Regions from separate parts of the Homo sapiens genome. Here region 2 is linked to region 1. A link is a contact called in ENCODE Hi-C or POLR2A ChIA-PET data. All regions are on one chromosome and are shown on one strand. The core of a region is the stretch at or near the end of the contact, and the rest is flanking DNA. Distances in the headings are between cores, read along the strand shown.

Region 1 (5,913 bases), core at 2,814-5,313:
CTAAACCAGTTAAACTCAACATTTGACTGTGGGACTAGCTAATGAGGTCAAGATCAGCTGATTTGGCAGGTATACTTTTTATGTTCCCATGACCACAAAACCCATCCCAATCCCAACTGTCATTTAAAATACAGGATGATCATCAATATCACAGACTGACAACAAGATCTACTAACAGGATCAGAAGTTTCTACCCTCATATAAAACGGAGGCATGCAACAATAATACAAAGTTTAACACTAGATTGGTTACGTTAGAACCTACCTCTCCTCAAAAATTAGTTTTCACTCCCCTCACTTTAGCAAGTTAGACAAACCATCATTCCCTAGCTCAACGACAGTGAAACGGAATGGCAGACAAGAAGGCAGTCACCACACTCCAGTGTTTTAAAGGGTTTGCTGTGTCAGAACTATATTTGTGCAGCAACTTAAAAGCTAGATATATTATAAACCCTGGTGAAGCAGAGCTAAGGCAGAACCCTGAAGACTGGCAAAGAAGAAAAAGCATTTAGTCTTTCTGGGAAAAATTTGGTAACACCATTGTCTTTCATACAACTCAAAATGATTTCAACTTAAAAAAAAGACATGAATTTTCATCCCTTATCTAAGTAAACCTCCCTATAATTTTCCTTTTCCTATGAAATTTATAACATGCATCCAAAGGGACCAAAAACTGGTCCACTGAGGTGTCTACAAGTAGTAAAAACAAACGGAAAATAGTTTTCAGAGCGCTACTGCATTAAAGTTAGATAAATTTAGTTTTTTTTTAAAGGCAGTTAAAGTAATTATTTTTGAAAATTCTGCCCAATTCTTTCTTCTCCACAAGAACACATATCTTGTTCTGTCTGAAGACAGTACTGCCATTAGGACGGAAAAAAGGGGTCCTTTATTTTCCAATCAGAAAGTAGTCCCTCATCCAAAACCAACAATTGACAGCTCTTCATGGCATCCACTTCATGGAATCCAAAGCCAGCCTCACAATCCCTCGGCGGCCTGAGAGAGCTTTGCTGAATCCATCTCTTCACGTTGGCTTATCTGCCTACCTCTCTGTACTTTACTGGACTACTTTCTTTCCTTTGTACACACTCTTAACTCAAAACCCTGAATCACCAAGAGGAACAAATCAACTGCCCAAAGGCTAACCTATAATGAAAAAAATAATCTGTTCATGACAATCTTAAAGGCATTTTCAATAGCACTACAAGTCATACTCTCTCTGACATTAAAACTAAATGCAGATCATTTTTTCCATGTGGCATCTACAAAATAAACACAGCAATGAATCATTTAACATCAAATATTTTAACCCACGTTTTGTTGAGGTCTTTGCTTGAGAAGTGATTGTAAATCACTGTCATGTAAGTTCAACGTTTGCAAGACGACTTTTACGCAAGAGCAGTTATGTAAAACATCAAACTGGCAAAGCTGATATGGAACAACCAATGACCTCTTATCAGTGAGAAACCACAGGATTCGGCCCTATACTAACTGGTGGGCTATAGAAGGTAGCAAATTTGTTTCATGAACTTACATTTATCTTCCTAGAGCACACAAACATCACAGGCCCTCAAGCAAGCTATTAGGTTGATGCAAACGTAATTACTTTTGCACCAACCTAATACAATTACAAACTGGTCAGATTATTCAGCAACCGTGTTCGTTTTTAACCCCCAAAAGTGAGCCACTGACTTCACTAAAAATCACTTCACTGTGATTGAGCGCTGGGGGTTCTAGATTGCTGCGAGTCTGCATTCCAATTCTTTGTTGCACTGGATATATATGCTTTACGTACTTTTCTACATGAGATAACATACGAGGAGAGAAAACTTCTATTATTAACCCAAGGCAACGGTTTAACACTTTAGAGCAGTCACTATGGAAGCTGCTTCACACTACCTGAGTTGAGCTTCACAGTACCTGAGCTGAAGTCAGCATAGGACAAATTTGTGGAATGCTTATGCTGGAAGGTCAGAAGGGCTCAAAAGCTTAAGAGGTCTAGCCTAACTTCTGTATTTTACAGGAAAGGAAACTAAGGACCAGATTACTTATGTGACTCTCTGAAGGCCCCCCCAGCCAGGCCTAATGTGTTTACTTTGTGTCAACAGAAACCACAACTGTAATTCTAATACAGTACAGCACATGGTAGTTACTGGTGAACAAGGTTTGAACAAAGTTGACTGAAAAAAGGCACGTCCAGCCACGCAAAAATGTCAACGCACACGTTTTGCCTTTTCAGGCTTTTGCAGAGCAGAAGAGGGTGGATAGGGCACCTAGGAAACCACTTCCCACCGGGAGGTTAGCTGTGGTATTTCAGTCCTCTCTTCTACCGGCACTCTTTGGTATCCACTCTTTGGTATCCCGGCACGAACAGCCAACACTTACCTGTTTATTGACCACAGATGGGGAGAATTCTTAAACTGTCCTTAAGTTGCTGGATTCTGGACTCCAAAAACTCTGGAGTGCCCAGAACTTTTCCTGTCTTCCTTCTCATCTTCTCCCACTGTCTCTAAGGCCTGGAACCAGGTGGCCTGAGAATACCCCCGGGGCAAAAATGCTCCACCCTGCCAATTTTCGCGGGTTAGTGTACCCACAGATTGCGAACTGCAGGTGATGGCTAGGCGACACTCTTAAACGCTCCTTCCATCAAGGACCACTCTACTCCCATTTTGGAGTTCCCAACCGGGGCTTGCTTGCAAGTGCCTTTAAGATTGCTTCTACTGGCCTTTTTTCCCCTCTCCTCTGTCGACCTACGAAATCAACAGGCCTGCCGGCCTAACGCAGGCGAATAAACGTGCGAGGCCACTGCTGAAACATAATTCAAATGAAGGCTCGGCCTTTTGTTCCTCCTAGGTCAGAGAGACCAGAAATATCTTTCTGGTAGCGTTTCTCGTCTCTCGACCCAGGCTGGCCTTATTATACAACGGATGTCCCTCGGCGTTTGCAGAAAAAGGGCCCTGGGAAGCCACTTAATTGGTTTTGGGGGAGGGGAGGACGTGGATTAATAACGATAAAAATGGAGAAGCCCAAGAAAGCGGCAAACTGGGGGCCCTGGAGGAGGGAAGCACATTCTGTCTAAAGCCCAGGCGAGCAGAAGTTCGGCTTGGGGCTGGAAGCCACAGAGGGGGCAGCTCGGCAGCGCCAGACGCCCCAGCCGACTGGGTCTTAAGGATGACGGGGCTCCCGCTCATAGGCCGGCACCCCTCGGCCCACAAATCCACGGTATCTTTATTTGCTTTTTCCCCTGGTTTCTCAGGAAACCCTGAAAACGGGGAGGGAGGCCTCACAGGGACAGCAGCCTGCGGGCCCCCCGGCGGTTTCATAGTGACCGGCTTGAGGCCTGGCCAAATCCTCCCCTTCACGCAGGGCCTCGAAGGCCGCAGGCCCCGCCCACGTGGCGGGAGGCCCGGAGCTCAGGGCGCGAGGACCGCCACACAATGGAGGCCAAGGCGGGCCCCGCGCGCCCCCGCCGCAGCAAGCCCCCCGCGCGCCACGGGCGCCGGAAGATTCCAGAACCGGCCCGCCCGGTTGGGGGAGGGGAGAGGAATGCGGATCCCCGAGCTCGTCGGGCCGCGGCGGGTGCCTCAACCCCCTCTCGGCAACTCCACTCAGTCTTCCCAGCCAAGCCCAGAGACGAACGACCCCCAGTTTGGGCGTTCCGGCTACCGCCGGCGCGACCGCAGTTCCACCATACTCACCCGTGGACGCCATTTTCTCTCCTTCCTCCTCGTTCTCTCAACGTCCGTCTCCCTCTCGCTTTCCCTCTAGGCGCCGCACTGCGCAGGCGCAAATCTCGCAACCCCGGGCGCGACCATCGGGCCAGGCCACGGGGGTGGGGTCAGGAGGGATGAACCACCGCTTACTCGTTCTTCGCGTCCGCAACTCTTGTCCCAGTCCTCTCTAAAGAGCGCCCGACGTGACACTCGGGCCAAAATAGCATCTAAGGGGCCAGAGCGGGGGTGAGCGGGTCTCAGCGTGAAACCGGAGAGGCTCTCAGCACGAGACTAGGCTGTTTGGAATGGTTCCGTCCGCTGGCTCTAGGGACGGTCGCTGAAGAGTCGGCCCTGCAGGGAGACGGAGATCGGCGGGAGGGCTGGGGGAAGGGACCCGGACTAGAACAACTGCTGACTAATCCGCGGGCCGCGGGGAATGGGTGGCGCGCCAGCCGGTCGGCAGGGGTCACGCGGCCGGGTGTGCGCGGAATGGATTCAGGGTTCTCGGGTCGCGCCCGGGAGCTAGAGTCCTGACTCCCAGCCGGGGTCCCCGACCGGCCTTTCGGGGTTGCCGGGCGCGCTCTGCAGTGAGTACCCGGGACGCGTGGCCCGGGCCAGCGGGGAAGGGTCCCCAAGGCCGGTCGGCTGGGTGGGAGGCCTCGAACGCCGTGCCTGGCCCCGAGACCCTATCCCCGGTAACGGTCGAGGTGGAGCAGGCCCTTTAATCATCCCTCATCCGATATCCTTGTTTCTACAGAAGGGGAAACTGAGGCCCAAGGAAATTGAGTATCTCTGCAAAGTCACCAGCTGAGTTCGAACCAGACAGATCCTGGGACCCCCTACTCTATCCGCCACCGGAAGAATCTCCGTCCTTGTCTTTCCATTCTGCCCTCCCGGCTTCCCAGTAAGGTAGGCAGGGCCTGGTGGTGCACTGCCCCGTTTCATAGATTGAAGAAAGTGAGGTCCAGGGGGCTCAAGTCCCAGTTCCGAGTGTCCACGGGTAAGCCCTTCACCCTTGCTAAGGTGCCCAGAGCTGGGGAATGGTTGTGAGGTGTCGATGCAGGAGGAGGTTTACGGTGGGTGCCTTGGCCCCAAACCCTGCCTCCAGGCAAGGCTGACCCTGCCCACCTTCCTGGACCTCTAGCCCCAGCCCCCTAGGTGGATGCCCGGGTCCGCGAAGGGCAGGGTTCACCTTCAAATCCCTCGGCAGGACCAGGAGCCAAGCTAGTGTCCTTTTTTCAGTGAACATATATAAAGCACTGGCTGTGTGCTGTGAATACCCTGGGGAATGTGGGGTTGGATCAGAGGAGCCATGAGCTCAGACCACCTGCCTAGGGAGACAGACTGGCCAAGCTGTGCTCCTAAGGATAAGATCCATGATGTTAGGGGGCCAGAGGAGGGGAAGGGATATTTGAGCTGGGCTTCCAAGGGTGAAATAGGAGTTTGCCTGCTGGCAAAATGGAGGGAAGGACAATGCAGGCAGAGGAGCTTTCCACATTTTTCCTGCAGGAAACTGGTAGATGTGGAGAAGGCGCTTGGCAGGGGAGCAAATTAGGCAGCCTTCTTGTCTCTCTGGGATCCTGCTTCCTGCCCTGAATCAGCTCAGTGGGAGTCCTGGGACCGAGAGGCCTGACCAGGGGTGAAGACCTACAGGCCCTGGAGGACAGGCTGGATGCAAGAGAACAGCACGGGGGAGAAGGCCTTGCTTTGGTGGGCAGGGAAAGGCCATGTTTGAGGGCCAAAGCTGGGACCAGCTAGGCTGGAGCAGCCACCTCCATATTGAGGCCTTCTCGATGGGCCAGTTGGTGGCTACAGACGCCTGCCATGATTAGTGCGGATTGCTATGGTTTATGGAGGAAGAGTTGTGGGCCAGGGCCTGCCTTAGCCTATTCCTTTTTATTTCATCATACTCTGAGGAAAAGAATTTATGAATTTCCATTTTACAGATGAGAAAGGAGAGGCTCATCTGTAAAATGAGGCTCATCTGTAAAAAGATGAGGTTGGAAACTTGCCTCAGGACACAGAGCAGAAAGAGGTGGAGCGCATACTGTACCCTTCCTGTGGAAAGGGGAGCCAGGGCCAGAGGGGCTGTGCCAGTAAGGAAGCAGGAGGAGGCTTACAGTGGATGGGTTCACCCTCAAAGGGGATGTCTCAGTCGCAGGTCTCTGAGTATGGCTCAAGATGTGGGACTTCTGCCCATCTGC
Region 2 (5,592 bases), core at 1,852-4,351, 2.0 Mb before region 1:
CTGTATTTTATGTAATGAAACAAAATGCACATCATATGTCTCCTGCTGCACTGTAAGAGTAAACATAGGACCCCTCCCACCAAAAATTGTGCAAAGAGCCCTTCCCCTTCAGCTTTTTGCTATAGAAATATCCTACTACTTCCCTGAAAATAGTATATGCTTTCTTTGGCAAGTGGAATATCACCCTGTTACTCTCTCCCTTACTCTGCTTCACTTTTTTTCGCATAACGCTTAAGATTACCTAATATTTTACATGTTTATCATGTCTCTCCCAATTAGAATATAAGCTTCATGAGGGCAGAGATTTCAAATATTTTGTTCACAGATGTATTCCCAGTATCTACAACTATATTTAGCATGTAGCAGATTCTCAAAAATATTTGTAAAATTAATAAAATTTAAAAATCCCTATTATATTGGAATTGTTAAATTAAAAAAAAATTTTGGCCAGGCGCAGTGGCTCACACCTATAATCCCAGCACCTTAGGAGGCCAAGACAGGCGGATTACGAGGTCAGGAGATCGAGACCATCCTGGCTAACACAGTGAAACCCCGTCTCTACTAAACAAAATACAAAAAATTAGCCGGGCGTGGTGGCGGGCGCCTGTAGTCCCAGCTACTCGGGAGGCTGAGGCAGAATGGCGTGAACCCAGGAGGCGGAGCTTGCAGCGAGCCGAGATGGCGCCACTGCATTCCAGCCTGGGCAACAGAGCAAGACTCTGTCTCAAAAAAAATAAATTTTTTTTTTAAGACAGGGTCTCTCTTTGTTGCCCAAGCTGGAGTGCAGTGGCATGATCACAGGTCACTGCAGCCTCCAACTCCTGAACTCAAATGATCCTCCCACCTCAGTAGGTGGGACTACAGATGAGTGCCACCACACCTACCTATTTTTTTTTTTTTGTAGAGATGAGGGTCTTATTATGTTGCCCAGGCTGGTCTCAAACTCCTGGGCTCATCCTCCCACCTTGGCCTCCCAAGTGCTGGGATTTACAAGTGTGAGCCACTATACCTGGCCAAATTTTAAAATGCTACCGTATCTGTGTATGAATATGTGTGAATAAATTTACAGACTCTAGGGTGTAATTCACAGGGTAGACCAAGTCAAGAGTCAGAGGATCAGAAGCTTGGGTGGGGAGATAGGAGAGTGATTGCAAAAACAAAGCAATCTATCTTATTAAATGGACGAAAGGGATCAAACATTATCAGTAAACTATTTTAAAGAGTGAATTAAATGTATCTCTCTATCCTTTCTATGAGTGTAGTGAATTCAGATTCACCTCAGATTAGTTGAATTGACACTAGTTTTCTTCCCTGATAAAGCTTTTAAAATTTATTTAGTAAAGTGGCCAGGCATGGTGGCTCACACCTGTAATCCCAGAACTTTGGGAGGCCAAGGTGGGTGGATCACCTGAGGTCAGGAGTTTGAGACCAGCCTGGCCAACATGGTGAAACCCCATCTCTACTAAAAAAATACAAAAAAAAATTTAGCCAGGCGTGGTGGCGCACACCTTTAATCCCAGCTACTTGGGAGGCTGAGGCAGGAGAATTGCTTGAACCTGGGAGGTGGAGGTTGCAGTAAGCCGAGATGGTGCCACTGCACTCCAGCCTGGGAGACAGAGACTCTGTCCCCCCCACCCAAAAAAAAATTAGTTGTTTTCCTCCTTAAATTACAGCCTGCAAGATTGAAACAGAGTTTCCCCATTTCTATTTTGGGATCTGACTGAGTCACAAGGTAGTCTTGACGAATCACTCTGCTCTATCTCTCAGTTTACTGAGGCTGCCTGGGAACTTGAGCTGTCAGCCAAACAGGAAGAAGGGCCCTTCTGCCTACTCCAAAAGGCCTCAGTCAAATGGATATGGTGAGATTTAATGATGGATATAAATTACAGCAAATGGATTTCCTATAGGGTGAGGGAAAAAAAAAAAAGCAAACATTTTACTTAAATTCCTCTATACAATTTAGGGCTGGCAGAAAGGGTAGACTATTACAATGTAGCTGAGCAAATTTTTCCATGTTTGCATAACATGTGTTTTCAACTAAAGATACTCCTTCTATAGTCCTACTATATACAACACCCCAAAAAACCTCAAATGTAAGAAAAAGCAATGTGACAGATTTGACCCTGGCCAAGTTACACTGTTTTTTTTTTTTTTTTTTTTTTTTTTTTTTTTTAAGTGTCAGTGTTCATAAAGGCCCTTTTTCTTTTTCAAGGATGGGTATAAAGTGTTACTCGGCCGAACGCGGTGGCTCACACCTGTAATTCCAACACTTTGGGAGGCCGAGGCAGGTGGATTACGAGGTCAGGAGTTCAAGACCAGTCTGGCCAACACAGTGAAACCCCCGTCTCTATTAAAAATACAAAAAATTAGCTGGGTTGTGGTGGTGTGCCCCTGTCACAAGGTAGTCTTGACGAATCACTCTGCTCTCTCTCTCAGTTTACTGAGGCTGCCTGGGAGCTGTCAGCCAAACAGGAAGAAGGGCCCTTCTGCCTAACTCCAAAAGGCCTAAGTCAAATGGATATGGTGAGATTTAATGATGGATATAAATTACAGCAAATGGATTTCCTATAGAGTGAGGGAAAAAAAAAATCCAGCTACTCCGGAGACTGAGGCAGAATTGCGAGAACCCGGCAGGTGGTTGCAGTGAGCCGAGATTGTGCCATTGCACTCCAGCCCGGGCGACAGTGTGAAACTCTGTCTCAAAAAGAAAAGAAAAGAAAAAAAAAAAAACTATTACTCCACTCCCCACCAGAAACTCTTATTTTTTCCCCCCTATGTGGTCATGAATTCCTCCTGGGTGCATAGCTCCCTAAGTTGTTCTGTGTTTTAGTGCTTATAATTTCCCACATCCCATGATGCCCCTTGATAGAATTATTTTTTCTGTACTCACACAAATGGAAACAGAAGAGATGAAAAACCCTGGGGATGCGGCCTCGCAGGTCTCAAACTGATCGGCTGCTAAGCACAACCTGCATATCTCTTGGCTGAGTTCCTTTCTTGGCTCAGTTAGATTTTGCATGACCTAGGAGGCTTAGGACCCAGGGGGCGCCTTTCAGCTGAAAAACAGCTCGCGCTGCAGCAAGCTAGCTGGGAAGCTCCCAGTTCTAAAGAGAGGCTGTTTACCAGAACAGCATAACAAGGGCAGGTCTGACTGCAAGGCTGGGACTGGGAGGCAGAGCCGCCGCCAAGGGGGCCTCGGTTAAACACTGGTCGTTCAATCACCTGCAAGACGAAGGAGGCAAGGATGCTGTTGGCCTGGGTACAAGCATTCCTCGTCAGCAACATGCTCCTAGCAGAAGCCTATGGATCTGGAGGTGAGATTACAATCTTTCCTTTCCGCAGCAACTTCATGAAACAGAAGGGGTAAAGCCCCCTATTTCCCAAACAGGGCCAGGATGACAGGAAACGAAGCGTTTAGCCGGTTTCTGTTGTCCCGTGAAAGCTTTTCCACCCCTCCTTTCCTTGTCAGGGGCTTGCAGCTCCATCTTTGCCATTAAGAACAAAGGCAAGAAGCCACTTTCTCTCTGCCTTTCCTTGCTCATGAGTGGATGGAGCTTGGGGGTTCATCTCCCCTACTCCCCAAGTCCTGTTCTTTCTAAGCCCTTTGCATGGTGTGGTCCTCCTTCCCCAGCCTCCTTCTGTGGTTCTCCTGCAGAGGGGAGTGGGAGCTTGGAGTCTCATCCAGTCAGCGATGAGGCCGGTTTCCTCCGTTTGAGGCTGTCTTGAATCTTTTGCCTGACGGAGTCAAGGCTCCTGGAGAATTCTCCTGGGAGGGAGTATTTGCCTTTTAAACGGGCAGAAGGTGGCCGTATCCGTGAAGGAGGAAACACCGGAGTTTATGTAACGTGGCCATTACAACACAGGGACAAATGTCACGTCTGGGCGCCCCCCGTCCCAAAACTCCCAGCTCCTCAAAGGGACCCTAAGCCAGGCCTCCTCCTCTCCATCTCCTCCTCCAAAGTGGTCACAAGTTCAAGAGTAACAACGCTTTGCACTTCTGCAGCGCTTTCCAGGTTTCAAAAATAAATAAAACCTAACAGTCTCTGAGCGTTGACTGGGGGACAGGCACAGGCTGGGGGCTTCACACCCTGAGGTGTGCGTGGAGTTGGGGGGGGGGGGTGCGTGGGGCGTGGGGGTGTTGCCACGAGAGGAGAGGGAGGCCCAGCAGGGCCCGGGGTCCCCTAACCAGGCTGAGGTTCAGCCCGGGTGGTCCCGGCTCCCCTGTCCGCCACGCTGGGCGTCTTCCGTTCGCTGCCCGCTATTCTGTGTCCGGGGGCTTCTTTTCCTCACAGGCTGTTTCTGGGACAACGGCCACCTGTACCGGGAGGACCAGACCTCCCCCGCGCCGGGCCTCCGCTGCCTCAACTGGCTGGACGCGCAGAGCGGGCTGGCCTCGGCCCCCGTGTCGGGTAAGTGTCCTCCGGGGGACGGCCCCGGGGCTGGCGGGCGGCGGCCGCGTTCCCGGTGCCAGCCCCGGCACACATTTCCTTCTCTCCTCTCTTAGGGGCCGGCAATCACAGTTACTGCCGAAACCCGGACGAGGACCCGCGCGGGCCCTGGTGCTACGTCAGTGGCGAGGCCGGCGTCCCTGAGAAACGGCCTTGCGAGGACCTGCGCTGTCCAGGTACCTGCCCGGGACCCCGGGAATCCCCGCTCCTGGCGCTGACAGGAAGCGGCTGAGACACTCGTGGCGCACGTGCGGCCGCGCGATGCCGGCCGGCCCCGCTCCGCCTCCGCGCCGTCCGATTGGCCAGGGCTGTCTCCAGGCCGCGGGGCTCAAAGCCTATTGGCCGCCGCCGCCACTCGTATGAGCTCATCCGCCGCGAGCGCTTGTAAACAACTGCGCGGGGCGAGGCTGGGGTGAGGCTAGGTCTCTCCGCCGCGCGTCCTGAGGAGTGGCTTTTGGCCCCTCAGCGTTTATTGACCGTTTGCGGAGCGTCTGCAGTGTGCTAGACCCACACTGCTCACAACCCCAGCTCCCCAACCTCCCCTGACACACACCGCGGGAAGAAGTCGTTTGAGGCATCTGAGCTTCAGAGAAGTTAAGCGATTTACCAAAGGCAATGGCAGGGGACAGATTTGAATTCACGTTTCTTAGATTCCAGAGCGCAGGCTTTTTGCTCCCAAAGCAGCAAGAGAGTTTTCTAGGTTTAAATGGGATAATCAAAATAAAGCATTTATTTTTTATTTTTTATTTTTTGAGACGGAGTCTCGTTCTGTCACCCAGGCTGGAGTGCAGTGGCGCAATTTCGGCTCACTGCAACTTCCGCCTTCCGCGTTACAGTGATTCTCCTGCCTCAGCCGCTTGAGTAGCTGGGATAACAGGCGTGCACCACCACGCCCAGCTAATTTTTGTATTTTTAGTAGAGACGGGGTTTCACCATGTTGGCCGGGCTGCTCTCTAACTCCTGACCTCAGGTGATCCGACCGTCTGGCCTCCCAAAGTGCTGGGATTACAGGCGTGAGCCACCGCTCCCGGCACAAAGTAAAACATTTTACCTAAGGACTGGCACAGAGCGTACGCTTAGATGTGAGCTGCTCAAAGGAAGCATGGGTTGTTTCCTGAAGTAGAAGTGGGGGGAATCCCCTGCA

What was found. Hi-C counts contacts between places; a loop is a spot of excess contacts on that map. ChIA-PET counts read pairs that join two places held with the same protein, here RNA polymerase II (POLR2A). Pooled maps may share reads with other maps.
Region 2: a map of naive thymus-derived CD4-positive, alpha-beta T cell shows a loop between it and region 1 (13-fold over the local background). The contact joins the promoter of PIK3IP1 here to the promoter of RHBDD3 in region 1. A Hi-C loop is called at or near these places in 1 of 168 maps with a recorded cell type or tissue (naive thymus-derived CD4-positive, alpha-beta T cell) and 7 of 50 pooled maps. POLR2A ChIA-PET finds 5 or more read pairs at or near these places in 2 of 52 experiments (AG04450 and T-cell).

What each region holds. Positions count from the first base shown.
Region 1 is chr22:29,266,131-29,272,043 of GRCh38, reverse strand. RHBDD3 (rhomboid domain containing 3) reads left to right here and starts at 4,063. Exons shown (of 7, transcript NM_012265.3): 1 at 4,063-4,296; 2 at 4,467-4,618. It overlaps EWSR1 (EWS RNA binding protein 1), which reads right to left and starts at 3,776. Exons shown (of 17, transcript NM_005243.4): 1 at 3,695-3,776. The coding sequence starts at 3,707. RefSeq lists enhancers at 2,179-2,228, 3,691-3,750, 3,861-3,920, 3,313-4,184 and a silencer at 3,431-3,520.
Region 2 is chr22:31,289,997-31,295,588 of GRCh38, reverse strand. It overlaps PIK3IP1 (phosphoinositide-3-kinase interacting protein 1), which reads left to right and starts at 3,101. Exons shown (of 6, transcript NM_052880.5): 1 at 3,101-3,314; 2 at 4,293-4,409; 3 at 4,505-4,624. The coding sequence starts at 3,245. It overlaps LOC105372997 (a long non-coding RNA gene), which reads left to right. Exons shown (of 4, transcript XR_001755493.3): 3 at 1,768-1,859; 4 at 2,437-2,645. RefSeq lists enhancers at 49-98, 3,719-3,768, 4,909-5,108 and silencers at 4,329-4,448, 4,629-4,858.